Linked DNA regions of Homo sapiens: all the other regions are linked to region 2. A link is a loop called in an ENCODE intact Hi-C map of the cell type or tissue named here. Cell type or tissue: Calu3. All regions are shown on one strand.

The links. Peaks named below come from ENCODE experiments on the same cell type or tissue, not always from the same donor. Only the 100,000 strongest peaks of a DNase experiment are listed, where the experiment ranks them.
Region 1: it touches region 2 in a loop (4-fold over the local background); 71 of 110 quality-filtered maps call a loop at or near these places.
Region 3: it touches region 2 in a loop (8-fold over the local background); 4 of 110 quality-filtered maps call a loop at or near these places.

The regions. Positions count from the first base shown.
Region 1 is chr10:14,531,105-14,536,104 of GRCh38, forward strand. The region is part of intron 2 of FAM107B (family with sequence similarity 107 member B); the gene reads right to left. It overlaps LOC124902381 (a long non-coding RNA gene), which reads left to right and starts at 1,772. Exons shown (of 3, transcript XR_007062063.1): 1 at 1,772-1,845; 2 at 2,182-2,364; 3 at 3,324-5,000. In Calu3, no CTCF peak of the experiment used is centred here; a DNase peak (open chromatin) is centred at 2,017.
Region 2 is chr10:14,820,886-14,825,885 of GRCh38, forward strand. CDNF (cerebral dopamine neurotrophic factor) reads right to left here. Exons shown (of 4, transcript NM_001029954.3): 3 at 4,594-4,735. Among named protein-coding and RNA genes, the nearest start is that of CDNF, 15 kb to the right of the region's middle. In Calu3, no CTCF peak of the experiment used is centred here; a DNase peak (open chromatin) is centred at 2,456.
Region 3 is chr10:14,671,601-14,676,600 of GRCh38, forward strand. The region is part of intron 1 of FAM107B (family with sequence similarity 107 member B); the gene reads right to left. Among named protein-coding and RNA genes, the nearest start is that of FAM107B, 100 kb to the right of the region's middle. RefSeq lists an enhancer at 3,144-3,730. In Calu3, no CTCF peak of the experiment used is centred here; a DNase peak (open chromatin) is centred at 3,041.

The sequences.
Region 1 (5,000 bases), 290 kb before region 2:
CTGCATATTTACCTTATTTATCTTATGCACAGCCTCTGTGACCACCAATCACAATCACAGGACTGAAACCGCTGCTTCACTGCCTGCTTCGCCCACCGCTGTGCCACATGTATTCCCCTGTTACAAAATACAAGGCCGAGCAAGGTGGCTCATGCCTGTAATCCCAGCACTTTGGGAGGCTGTTGTGGGAGGATCACTGAGGCCAGGAGCTCAAGACCAGCCTGGGCAACATAGCAAGACCCCATATGTTTAAAAAACATTGGAAATGCCCTGGGCATAGTGGTACATGCCTATAGTCTCAGCTACTCAGGAGGCTGAGGTGGGAGAATCACTTGAGCCCAAGAGTTGAGAGGCTGCAGTGGGCTATGATTGCACCACCGCACTCCAGCCTGGGTGACAGAGCAAGAGCAAGACCTCATATCTCTAAAAGAAAAGAAAAAAAAAAAAAAAAAAGAGGCTGGGCACAGTGGCTCATATATGTAACCCCAGCACTTTGGGAGGCTAAGGTGGCTAGATCACTTGAGGCCAGGGGTTTGAGACCAGCCTGGCCAATATGATGAAACCCTGTCTCTACTAAAAATACAAAAAATAGCCAGGCGTGGTGGCGTAGTCCCAGCTACTTAGGAGGCTGAGGCAGGAGAATCGCTTGAAGCCAGGAGGCAAGAGGTTGCAGTGAGCCGAGATCGCACCATTGCACTCAGCCTGGGAAACAGAGAGAGACTCTGTCTCAAACAAAACAAAATAGAAAAGGAAAGGGAATGAAACGTATATATATTGCGCCTCACATAACTTACTTTGGAACCCATTCTCAGTCTACACTGAGTCTGTGTTCTCAGGCTTAAGTAAGTCCTCAAACTTGGCTCCAAATAAATCTAACTGCGATTTCTCTAAGTTTTAGTGCTTGTTGTTTCACTTGTTGGTCAATAGGCACCGGACCCAGGTCCTTTACTGCTAATCCTTCAGCCTCAGCAAATCAATCTATGCTACAAACATATCAATGCTGACCCTGTGCCAGTGGAAAAGGCTTCTAGTTCTCAGCACGGTGCTCGCTGGCCTGTGACACTGCTCACTGTCTCCTTCCTTAAGCACCTTGTGGGCTTCATCCTGCTTGTATCCTTCCAGGCCTTTCCTCAAATGTCACCTTCTCAGAGAGGCCTGACCTCCTAGCTGCCCTGCTGAAAAGTATGACCCTGCCCCCAGCACCTCCCCGTGTTATGTTCTGTCCACCAAACCAAAGCAACATCTTTACAAAGTTAATGTGAAAATAAAGAGAATGAAAATCCAAAGGCTAAGTCAACTGAAAAATAATGTAGCTGCAACATTTGTTTAAATATCTTAAATATCACTCCATGATTAGGCTCAAAATTATCAAACAGTAAGGCATATATAATAAATTACACCAAACATTCCTCAGACACTAGTTGCATTGCTCTTTTAACAACAAGAATGCCTGCAACCTGAACTGAATTGAGAATTACAAACCTCGCAGAGGGTGACTCAGGGAACCCATCACAGCCAGCCTGATATCAACACACTGTCCCATGGAAAAACGTGCTCCTCGGCAAAATCCTAAATGCACTACATACACCTCTGCTCAGCCACAAGTGTCTGAAAAATCAACTGCAGTTTCCTTCTAGTTAATCATAGACCAAGAAGGCTACACACTTCCATAAAAGGCTCCGTATTTCTGCCCTTCACCATAGATAATCTCCACGATGCCAAACCCAAACAGACAACTGCCTCTGACCTTGACCTCGTTATTACATTTGGGGAGGAGCTGGAGGGAATGTGACAGAAGAGCGGGCCGTGATCAGCAGCGAGAAGAGCGCATGCAAAGGCCACAGGGTAGGAGGGTGCCTGGGGGGGATGAGGAATGGCAAAGCGCGAGGCTGGCTGCAGGGGAGGGAGGGATGGTGAGGATATAGAGCGTGGGAACTTGAACACCAGTGCTGGCATTCTGGTCTTCACCCTGAGGGCCATGGGGAGTCATTTCCAGGTTCTGAGCAGAGTAATGACGGTATCTGACTCATGAGTTAAAAGATTACTCCAGCTCCCAGGTTTAGAACGGGCTGCAGGCAGGCAGGGCGGCAGATGCAAAGGTCATCCAGGTGAGAGATGCTTTAGACTCACGCAGCAGCAGCATAGGTAGGCGGAGAGCCTGATTCAAGATGTATTTTAAAGGTAAAGTCTCTGGGACTTCCTGAAGGACTGGACACGAGGCGTGAAAAGCACTGAGGAATCAAGGATGACTTGGAGGTTTCCGGCCTGAGCAACCAGAAGGCTCAAGTTGCCATGACGGGAGGCTGAAAGAGCAAGTGGATCTAGGACGTGTCGAGTCTGAGACGTCTGATCGACATGAAAGAGGTGACATTGAGAGGGCAAGTGCAGCCAGCGCTCAAGCCTGGGTGACTCGCTCTCCTTTACCTGACTGACTCGCTCTCGTTTACCTGACTGACTGGCCCTCTGCAGTCTCAGGCTTTGCCTGCCCTCCGCTTTCCGTCCCCTCATCCTCTGTCCCGCACTCCCACTTCCCCCTCAACTAGAGACAGCATAAGATGCCCACTCAGCCTTTCCTGGACGTCAGTGTTGAGGTGCAAACATGACTTGGGCCTTGTTGCCAGGAGGGAGGTTGAGCTTCCAGTGCACAGAATGAAATGACTTTAGTTCTGAATCTAGGAAACAGGCCCTAGCTTGGGATGTTTTTCTGACTTCTCTTTAGATTTAGTTGCTTGGAAATCTTTCTTCTCACATAGGACCAGTGGGGTGAGGGGCACCCAAGCCTGTCTCCTATTAGAGAGACACGGGCACTGCGAGCCGGTGCAGGAGGGGGGGGCTGCGGTTGACTTTTCAGACACTTGTGGCTGCACAGAAGTGCGTGTAGTGCATTTAGGATTTCAGCCCAGGAGGATGTTTTTCCGTGGGACAGTGTGGTGAAGTATATGTATATGCTGTCAACACAGGGGCAAACATCTTCCTTCTTTTTCACTGGTTTGTCCTTCTTCACAACTGGAGCTGGAAAAGGGGGTGCACAGGAGCCTCTCAGTCTGAGTTAAGCATGGAGACCTTAAGCCTGTCCTCAGAACAGGTGGCATGGTCCCTGCAGCTCCTCATGCAAAGGCCACACTGGGGTCTGGGAAATGGTCATTTAGTAACAAGGGGGTGAACGGGCCGGAGCAACCCCCTCCTTGAGTCTTTGTACTCAGGGCAGTGGTGGTGGCGGGAGAACCATGTGGGATCTGGGTTCCAGCTGCTTCTCAGTGACACCCCGCCCTGGAGCTGTGACTAACACATGGCAATAACCATCACTATGACCTTCTTCACAGCTCTCTTCCCTCTGCCAGCCATCCTGCTCACTGCTACCAACGCTGGAAAATACAACTCTGGTATAAGGCAACTCTTGCGTCTCACAAATCCTATCTTCCGATCAAGCTGAAACAAATGTTCTTGCTCCCCACATCCTCACACCCCGCCTTCCCTCCACCAGCATGCTTACAGCAGCACTGCACCCTCCGAAGGCGTGCTGAGGCTTTTCCCACCGCAGCCCCGGATCTCCACAAAGCCAAACTCACGCATCCAGCAGATCCAAATAAATGCCGCATCTGCCCTGACGCCTTCCCAAATTCTATGGGATGTTCTTTGTTCTTTTTTCCTAGTAATTCGTCAACCACCGCCTTGTATTATAGCAATGTGGATATAAATCTTATCCTCTCTTCACTGCAAAGAACATGTCTGGTTTATGTTCCTATTCTTTTGACCCCTTGGACCTGTTCAGAAAGCATTACTTAAATGAAGTAACAAAGGCATGGGCTAACGACAGAGGGTGTCCCTGAGCCATTTGGATTCCACCGCCATAAGGTGTAGTGCAGAAAGTGGGGTTGAGCGGCCAGGTACATTTCCTCTCTGAGCAACAAGGAATCCAGGAGCCTGAGAGTAAAGATGGGGTAGAAATGTCTAGAGGTACAAGTACTTTGCAAGCAAATATTATTACTGACATGAAACATCATTTCTAGAAATAAACACAAAGATAATCTTGTCACAGTCACTTCACTGGTCAAGTAACTTACTCAAAGTAACTTTTTTTAATGTATTAAGTCAATTAAGGAAAACCAGGACCAGCTCAGTGAAGGAGAAATAAAACTGGTTTGAGATCCTGGACAAATCCTAACTTCCCTGACCCCCAGCTCTCCTATGTGTAAAATGAATGCTGTAAAAACTGAGTAAAATGTATATGCAAAGACTCTCTCTAATCCCTGGCACAAACATGAGAACTCAATAGAAGCTATTATAAGCCCAACTATGCAACCAGCAACATTACATACTTTATTTAGAGGCCTGGAAAACTCTGTATAGGAAACTCTACTTCTCTGGGCTTTGATTTCTTCAAAACTGTAACTTCAGTTGAATGACCCACAGACTTTCTCACTGACAACGTTCAATGGTTCTTGGACCTATTCATGCAACTAACATAAGAAGCTTCTGGAAAGTCTAAAAAGGTCTGTCTATCACACTGCCAAGGTGCTGCATGAAGTTCTGAATGGCTCCAGTCGTTCAGAGTGGGGCAGGAAACAGACAGGCCTGATGACAAGGGCCTCTCGTGCTGTTCTGAATGGAGGGGACTCACTGAAAGATTTTCAAGCTGTTGAGTAATAACAGAATTGTATTTCAGACAGACACACTATGCACTGAAAAATGCTGCCTGATGAGAATTCTACCTTTAATTTCCACTGAGCAACACACGGAAGTCATTATTTGACTCTACTATCCCAGAGCACTGGGAAATCCCATGCTTACAGATGGATTTTGAGTCCTTGCTTTTCATGTTTTTCCCTTTCCAAAGTTCACTCCGGGCCCAGCTCTCTGGCTATCCCAGGTACTTCTGTTGACTGCTTTCCAGAGGTGAATTACCATTCCCTCGGAAAACTTTCACAACTGGGCTGATAAAACAAACCCAGACCGTAGCTGGCTTGCCCCAGCAGACTGCTCTGGTTCCATGTCTGCAT
Region 2 (5,000 bases):
TAGCTTTTCTCATGATAGTGAGTGAGTTCATGAGGGATCTGGTTGTTTCAAAGTGTAGCACCTCCCCCTTTGCGCTCTTCCTCTTGCTGCAGTCACGTAAGACATGCCTCTTCCTCTTTGCCTTCTGCCATGATTCTAAGTTTCCTGAGGCCTCCCCAGCCATGCTTCCTGTACAGCCTGTGGAGCTGTGAGCCAATTAAACCTCTTTTCTTTATAAATTACCCAGTCTTAGATAGTTCTTTTTCTTTTTTTTTTTTGAGACGGAGTCTCGCTTAGCCACCCAGGCTGGAGTGCAGTGGCATGATCTCTGCTCACTGCAACCACCATCTCCCTGGTTCAAGCGATTCTCCTGTCTCAGCCTCCCAAGTAGCTGGGATTACAGGCACCCACCATCATGCCCGGCTAATTTTTGTATTTTAGTAGAGACAGGGTTTCGCCATGTTGGCAAAGCTGATCTTGAACTTCTCACCTCAGCTGATCCGCCTGCCACGGCCTCCCAAAGTGCTGGAATTACAGGCGTGAGCCACCGCGCCTGGCCAATAGTTCTTTACAGCAATGCGGGAACAGACTAATACAAATAGCATTTTCATTGTATTAAGTATTATAAGTAATCTAGAGATGATTTAGAGTATACAGGAGGGAAGATGCACATGGGTTATATGCAAACACTTAAGCATCAGGATTTTAGTGTCTGAGTATGGTCCCAGAACCCCTCCTGCACAGGTACTGAAGGACAACAGTGTATACAAAGTTATTGGGATAATTTGTGTTTTTAATTTGACTTTCTTTCCAAGAGATTATACTTGCTTCAAAACTAAGGGCCTATGTAGTGCCACAATGTTTACTACCATTTGGAGCATTCTCAAGATCAGTATTCCTAAAACAAATAGCACTGTATCCAAATTGCTGCTGTTAAGGTAACAAGAAGGAAACTCATATATAAAAGGCAATCGGTTCCTTTGGGATGGCCTTGGTTTGCGGCCAACTTGAAACCCATAGATTGTAATTAACCAGCAAAAAGTTATGGTTCACTTTTTCTAGGAAGATGTATCTTCGGCAAAGCAAATGAGCACATACACATGACAAAGCACTATTGGGTTTTAAATAAAAATGTAAAGAAATGCAAACACGTGAATAAAATTAGGAATATTCTCGCTGAACCTTAATTGTTTGGGATCTCTGTTTTGAAACTCACCTGATGCCCAGCCCCTACTGGGATTAGGTTGCTAAATTATCACAGCAGGTACAGCCCTTTGTGTTATTCCCACTTCTCCAATGCTAGGGCTTTGGTGCCAGCCAACCTGGCTTCTAAAATTCTTGCCAATGATACTTGTCACCAACATCTAACCTCCTCTAGCAAGACTACTATTTCGCTGTTTATAGATTATGTGCAGAAAATATCAAGAACTCAGCTACTTCTCAATTGCTGAAAAGATTGAAAAAAAGCCCAAAATACAAAAAATAATAAGCTCATCTGTAATATACCAATAATTATAATTTTCCTATCAGAAAGAGGTACTTTTCCTCTTTCAAAAGAAAGTCTAGAGGGGCATGGGGGCACACACCTGTAATCCCAGCATCTCAGGAGGCTGAGGCAGGAGAATCTCTTGAACCCAGGAGGCTGAGGTTGCAGTAAGCAGAGATCATGCCACTGCACTCCAGCATGGGCAACAGAGTGAGACTGTCAAAAAAAAAAAAAGTGTCTTTTGCCCCTCCCCGCTTGTCCGGTGTTCACTTTGATAATGAATACAACATTTAAGTTTATTTATTAAACAACTAGTGGCAGCCTAGAATTTTTACAGCTTGACTTCTCTTGAAAGTTCTTTCTCTTTTTTACCTCTGAGTAGTAGAACACAACATTTAAAAACATTAAAAACCTAATATTTGTCAAATTATTTGTCAAAACCTTCCGGTAACTCTGTTCTAATTTAAAAGCTGGATGTTAAAAGACTTTTGTATTTAGAGGGTCAGCTATACACTGTGCTCCAGAAAACCCTTAAATTTTTATAGTGATTCCCTATCCTTTTTAAACACAAAGCAAGCAAATGAAAACATTCTTTCAGGTCAAAAACCAAATGGCACCTTCCTAATTGAAAACATACTCCAACTCCACACTTATCTTGCTTGTTAATTTCATGGCTGATCTGACAGAATACTTTTTAAAGTAGAAACTTGCATAGCCCAAATTATTAATCTCCCACAGCACAAAGGTCCCTGTTTAATCTTATCTTTCCTGCTAACAATAGCTGGGGAGGATAATTAAGAACTATTAGTCTATTCAAGATAAGAGGCTGAAGGAGAAAAATACATTTTTTTGTAAATGTCAGTAGTTTCTTTGAGTTTTTCTAGAGAACTTGGTATCTGGCATTAATTTTAAAAAGAGGAAAACCTCTGTGATGCCCCAAAACTCCAAAGTAAAGGTCCACACAAAGATTAAAACTAGTTCATAGCTCCCCAAGGGCCTCTAGTGGCCAGCATCGCCAAAACATTAGGTAGTCATTTCGTCTCAATAATATCTGATTTTTCTATTGTTTAAGGAGCCCTGTAAGATCCCTAGGATATAGGAGAAGGTATTCACAACAAATTTGTTGAATTTAAAAAATCAAAAGAGGTTTGTGATATTGGCTTTTATTTATTTTTATTTTATCTATTTATTTTTCAGATGGGGTTTCACTCTGCCACTCAGGCTGGAGTACAGTGAAAAAAATCACAGCTCACCAGAGCCTTGACCTCCCAGGCTCAGGTGATCCTCCCACCTCAGTCTCCTGAGTAGTTAGGACTATAGGCGCTCAACACCACACCTGGCTAATTTTTGTATTTTTGTAGAGACAGGGTTTCACCATGTTGCCCAGGTTGGTCTTGAACTCCTGGGCTCAAATGATCCTCCTTTCTTGGCCTCCCAAAGTGCTGAGGTTACAAGTGTGAGCTGCCGCGCCCGGCCAAGTTTGTGAATATTGTTTATATGGACTCAGTGATTTCTGCCCCTATTTCATGGCTTGGAAGCCAATAAAAAAGGGATGCCTACTCTAATAACTACCCTGGAAGTTAGGGCTTGTGCTTTGCAAGTTAAGAAATAGGTTGTCTGTGGTAACTTTCAACCTTAAACCTACTTAAAGCTAGCTATGTGGCTATGGTGCATAGGACTATTACACGGCTGTGTTGGAAAATAAGACTAAAATAACTTAGAGGTGGATGCTAATTACTTAGGTAGTTGACAGTACTACACTGGGTATGTAATGCATGCAAAACAATGACTTAAGCAAAAGGAATGAGTGGGATTTCAGGTGTCAAGGATAGGCTGAGGAAGGAATTCCACATCCTTTTATGATACCCACTCAATCTACCCAAATGTCTAGCCCAGATACAAATCATGATAAAAGATCTATCCATGTGAAATGTATGGGGCCAAGGATAACATTTTAAAATAGGACATCTCCTGGCCGGGCATGGTGGCTTACGCCTGTCATCCTAGCACTTTGAGAGGACAAGGCAGGTGGATCACCTGAGGTCAGGAGTTCAAGACCAGCCTGGCCAACATGGTGAAACCTCGTCTCTAATAAAAATACAAAAATTAGCCAGGCGTGGTGGTGCATGCCTGTAATCCCAGCTACTCGGGAGGCTCCGGCAGGAGAATCGCTTGAACCCACGAGGCAGAGATTGCAGTGAGCCAAGATCGCACCACTGCACTCCAGCCTGGGTGATAGAGCGAGACTTCCCCTCAAAAAAAAAAAAAAAAAAAAAAGGACATCTCCTTCCTTTTCTTGCTGTTTGTTTTGGGCACCCTCTGATAAGCTATTTTACCAGGAAAAACCTGACTTGATGTGAATAACCAATTTCCCAAAATTTAAAGCTGGCAGAATGGTAGCTCTGCCTAGGAAGGAAGTCATAGTCATCTTTACATCTTCAAAGTCCTTGTATCATCTTTGAATAGGTACTAGTTTTGTTTTAATAGATTACCAAGATCCAAATCACCAGGAGTAGCTGCTCTCTCTATATGTTGAGATTTTCCTTGACATACGTATCTGGCTTTGCCTTGGTGTGTTAGGAGTCTAAACTCTGTGATTTCAGTGGCAATTTTTTTTTTTTAAGACAGAGTCTTGCTCTATCACCCAGGCTGGAGTGCAGTGGCGGGATCTGGGCTCATTGCAACCTCTGCCTCCCGGGTTCAAGCGATTCTCCTGCCTCAGCCTCCCGAGTAGGTGGGACTATAGCTGCCCGCCACCACACCCGGCTAATTTTTTTGTATTTTTTTAGTAGAGACAGGGTTTACCATATTGGCCAGGCTGGTACTTGAACTCCTGACCTTGCGATCCGCCCGTCTCGGCCTCCCAAAGTGCTGGGATGAAAGGCCTGAGCCACCGCGCCAGGCCTCATTGGCAATTTTAACCTAATGCTGATTATGCCTGTACTATTTATTTGTCTTCCCTCAACGAAACTCAAATGCCCATAGGTACCATTCATCAGCCAAGCAACTTATTGATGAGTGGTGAATTTCTTTCCTTTTAACACTGAATTTTTAGAAGACATGGCCCCAACTTTAGAGGTTTGGGAATCCATTGGACCTACTGGGAAAAACACGGGGCTGTGTTATACCATATTTCAGCTCACAGATCTGGCTATCCAACTTCTTCAGCTTCTCACAAATCTTCATTGCAGGCATATGCACACTCATTGGGCGAGTGACTTCACTTAGGATCTTTGTGGCTGCGTCTTTTGTGGCTCCTAGATAATAGCACTGAAGGAAAATGAAGAGAATTGAGTGTTCCAGACAATGAAGACATTCAGTATCATTCCAGTAATGAAGGAATACAGTATCAAGAAGAAAGAGGTAGGCTGGACATGGTGGCTCACGCCTGTAATCCCAGCACTTTGGGAGGTTGAGGAGGGCAGATCATTTGAGGTCAGGAGTTCTAGACCAGCCTGGTCAACATGGTGAAACCCCATCTCTACTAAAACTACAAAAATTAGCCAGGTGTGCTTGCTTGAACCAAGGAGGTGGA
Region 3 (5,000 bases), 150 kb before region 2:
GAGATTTTTCTCTGGACTTCTGGGAAAATGACTCCTGTTCTTATTATCCACTGGCCCTGAAACCAGAGACAGGGGTTGCAGCTGCTACTGTAGGCACCACCTTGTTATCACGTGCGGCTGAAACTGAAGCCCACACAAAGGAAGGCAGAGCCAAGAGATGCTCCAATGCTTTCTTCTGTTGATATCAACTAAGCCCCAAATTCAGCCACGCCTGAAGCAAGATTAACCCTGGACTTTTCCGCATAAGGCAGCTAATACACTCCCTTTTATTTAAAAAAAAAAAACAAAAAAACAAAAAAAAAACCCTCTATTTCTTTTTAAATCAAACTGATTCCTATCAGGTTTTCTGTCACTTCTAAAAGAATGAGTCCTAACTGATACACCAGTGTAAGAACTCCAGCTCTGGGAAATCAGGAGTCAGGCATGCATTGGTTCTGTACATTGGTTCTGTACCTCCCCTGCCATCATGAGTTTTTTTCTTTCTTTTTATTTTTTATTTATTTATTTTTTTTTTTGAGGCAAAGTCTTGCTCTGTTGCCCAGCAGTGGCGTGATCTCGGCTCACTGCAGCCTCCACCTTCCAGGTTCAAGCGATTCTCCTGCCTCAGCCTCCCGAGCAGCTGGGATTACAGGCACCTGCCACCATGCCCAGCTAATTTTTGTATTTTAGTGGAGACGGGATTTCACCATGTTGGTCAAGCTGGTCTCAAACTCCTAACCTCAGTTGATCTGCCCGCCTCGGCCTCCCAAACTGCTGGGATTACAGGCGTGAGCCACTGTGCCCGGCCCCATCATGAGTTTTACAATGCTTATTAAATCAAATGTGACCACGATGATGTACCAAGAATGTACTATTAAAATTTGTCAAACAAATGGACTTTTCATTTACAGTCGTGTGTTGTCACTTTACAACATGAATATGTGTTTGTTTGTGTTTCTAAACATAGAAAAGGTACAGTAAAAAGATAGTTTATAACCTGATGGGACCTCCATTCTATATGGGGTCTGTTGCTGACTGAAACATTATTATATGGCTCATGACTGTATTTTCCTTGAGGACTAATCCCAAGATGCCTCATTGAAAGGGCATGTGAAACCACACTAAGTTTATACTTAGGGAGTTCAAGGTAAGATTTTGGTACAAATTAGCTTCTTTTCCTAAGGTTCACCTGATTGAACATTAGTAGAAATAAAGAAAGAAGGAAGGAATAAAAAAACTTAAAAACACGAACCAAATACATTCACCAATGTACATCAAGTCATTTTCCTTTGGCCTCATAGTTGGCAACATTGGGAGTTAACATTTCACTCTAGGGCAGCAAGTTTAGAAGCAAAAAGGTAGTTTGTTGGAGACAGAAATAGAATTCCTGACCAATAATTAAAGAGGCTTGGTTCCATTCTTTTAAATGGACACATAATAATCATAGATATTTATGTGTACATGTGATATTTCAATACATGTATACATGTGAAATGAGCAAAGCAGGGTAATTAGCCTGTCCGTCACCTCAAACATCCATCATTTCTTTGTGTTAGGAACATTCAATATCTGTTCTTCTAGCTATTTGAAAATATACAATAAATTATTGTTAACTAGAGTCACCCTGCAGTGCTATAGAACACTAGAAACTATTCCTTCTATCTGGCTGTAATTTTGTACTCATTAACCAACCTCTCCCTATTTTTCCTTCCCCCTAACCTTCCCAGCCTCTGGTAACCACTGTTCTCCTCTCCACTTCCATGATACCAACTTTTTCAGCTCTCACATATGAGTCAGAACATGTGGTATCTGTCTTTCTGTGTCTGGCTTATTTCACTTAATATAATGTCCTCCAGGCTCATCTATGTTGCTGCGAATGAAGGATTTTATTCTTTTTTTAAATGTCTGAATAGTATTCTATTGTATAAGTGCCACATTTTCTTTATCCCTTCATCTGTTGATAGACACTCAGGTTGATTCCGTATCTTTGCTATTGTGAATAGTGCTGCAATAAACACGAGAGTGTAGATATCTCTTTGACATGCTGATCTCCTTCCCTTTGGATGCATACCCAGCAGTGGGATTGCTGGATCATATGGTCGTTCTATTTTTAGTTTTTGGAGAAAACTTCATACTGTTTTTCATAACGGCTGTACTGTAGGAGTTCCCCTTTCTCCGTATCCTTTTCGGCGTTTGTTATTTTTTTGTCTTCTTGATAATCGCCATTTGAACTGGGGTGAGATGATATCTCATTTTGGTTTTGATTTGCATTTTCCTGATGATTAGTGATGTGGAGCATTTTTTTAATATACTTGGCTATTTGTATGTCTTCTTTTGAGAAATGCCTATTCCAATCTTTTGCCTATTTTTTAATCAGATTATTTGTTTTTTGCTTTTGCTTTTTGTTTTGTTTGTTTGCTGTTGAGTTATTTGCGTTCCAAGTATCTCTAGAAAAGAGGGCATCCACATGCAGAAGAATGAAGGTAGACCCCTATCTCTCACCAGATCCAAAAATCAACTCAAAATGCATCAAAGACTTAAACGTAAGACCCGAAGCTATGAAACTAGGAGAAGAAAACATAGGGAAAACACTTCAGCACATTGGTCTAGGCAAAGGTTTTATGGCTAGTACCTCAAAAACAGTCAACAAAAGCAAAAATAGACAAATGAGATTATATCAGACTCCAAAGCTCCTGCACAGCAAAGGAAACAATCAACAGAATGAAGTGACAACCTGCAATTTGGGAGAAAATATTTGCAAACTATTGATCTGACAAGAGATTAACATCCAGAATATACAGGGGCTGTGTTTTTAAAACCCCTTCTCAGCATTGCTCCCTGGGGATGGAGTCCTTCAAATTGCTTATGCACCCTTTATAATGTAAAACCACCACTTTGTTTTTCTCTGCAGTCTAGAGAGACATGTGTTTGCCAGTCTTATCCTCTCCCTGAACTAGGACATTTAGAATGCAGTTCCTTAGGTGGATGTTATAAGGGCTGGAGCACTTAGCGTGAGTACAAACTCCTCCCAGACTGGTGACAGGTTAATAATTGTCTCGTTAACTCCCCAAGCAAGTTAATTAGAAGCCAGGCCACCAGGTAGCAGCTACAGGTATGTTTTGTAAACTCCTTCCAAGGGGAAACAGAGTTGTTTGTTTTGTTTTGTTGAGACAGGGTCTCGCTCTCGCTCTGTTGCCCAGGCTGGAGTGCAGTGGTACAATCTTTACCCACTGCAGCTTCAACCTCCCGGGTTCAAGTGATCCTCCCACCTCAGCCTCCTGAGAAGCTGGGGCTATAGGCATGCAGCACCACACCTGGCTAATTTTCATAATTTTTTTTTGTAGAGACAGGGTTTTGCCACGTTGTGCTCCGAAAGTGCTGGGATTACAGGCATGAGCCATTGTGCTTGTCCACGTATGTTTTTAAGCCCCTTCTCTGCACTGATTTAAGCCCCTTCTCTGTGCTGATTCCAGTGGTATAAATTCTCTGAAAATACTTGCATGCCCATATTAAACTGCTATATTTTTTTCCTACACATGTGTATCTAATCCCCTCTGTTCTTGTGTTTGGTGCATTAAGTGTTAAATCATGGGGAAACAGGATTAGGGCCCTTCATGTGAGGCTCAGACCATCCTCTCCATGGGAATAAGCTGGGCGTTGGGAACTCCTTTCCCAATTTTATGGCACCGTGGTCAGGGTGCATACTGGGCCCAAGTGTGCCCCAGTTTTCCTATCTATCTGATATCAACATTTTCTCATTTGTCTGGTGGATAGGTGTCTCTCAACTGGTCTCTGACTTTCCGAGGAAATGGATCTGTGGGTAGATGCTTATTTGGTGCATCTATCCATGGAGGGAGGTCAGTAGCTTTCTGCTCCATTATATTCCTGATGTCATCCAAGGCCTGGTTCCATTTGTCTCCACCTGTTGCAACAAGCCTATGACCGATTAATGGCCTCAACTTCCTTCATTTGGAAAATGGGTCCCAAAGGAGACCCAACCCTTTCCAAGACAATTGAATTTTAATTTTAAAGAAATGTTTCCCTATCATGAAACATTTAAAGAGTTTTCAGATTCTTTCTATTAGGAGCCATATAACAAAGAAAACATCTTACAGTGGATAGCTTTTTATTTTTTCTCATTTCAAATAATTCTGGATTAGAGTCTCAAGGGTAGGATTCTGTTTCAAAGGACATAGGTGTCTTTGAGGCTCTTGATGTAGATTCAAAATTACCCCCCAGAATGTTTCAGCAAGTTAATGTGTTAAAGTGCAGCAGTCCCATTACAGCTTCTCCAGCAGCCCGGTGCAGTGAATCACGCCTGGAATCCCAGCATCTTGGGAGGCCAAGGTAAGAGGATCGCTTGAGCCCAGGAGTTCAAGACCAGCCTAGGCAACATAGTGAAAGCCTGTCTCTGCAAGTAATAAAAAAATTAGCCAGATGTGATGGTGCACACCTGTAGTCCCAGCTACTTGGGGGGCTGAAGTGGGAGGATCACTTGAGCCTGGGGAGGTCAAGGCTTCAGTGAGCCAAGATCATGCGACTGCACTCCAGTCTGGGTGACAGAGCAAGACTCTGTCTCAGAATCAAAAACAAAACAAAACAAAAAAACTTATGTAGCAGCAGCATCTAATTACACATTTTGATGGATATGAATAGTCTGTTACTGGACGTAATTTTAGAACCCAATATCCAACACCACCATATTCCAGTACCAAGAGTCTTCCATACTGTGTTGCATTACTACTAATAAAAATGTGTTTAGTTTTCCAGGGAATCTCTTATATAAGCCATCGGTAGCCCACTAAATTACATATTCTTCCAGAGCAAAAACTGTGCTTCCCTTTTCAAGCTTCATTCAGAGTCTACACCCTCTCTTAACAGGTGTTTATTAAACAATTGTTAAATGAATTCACTTGTTTACCCACTTTGTATCTTTGTTTCACGCCCAACATAGTAATACATCCCACAATAAAAATTCAAACATTATTGCTTCTAGTAACACAGATAAGTCAGAAATGCCT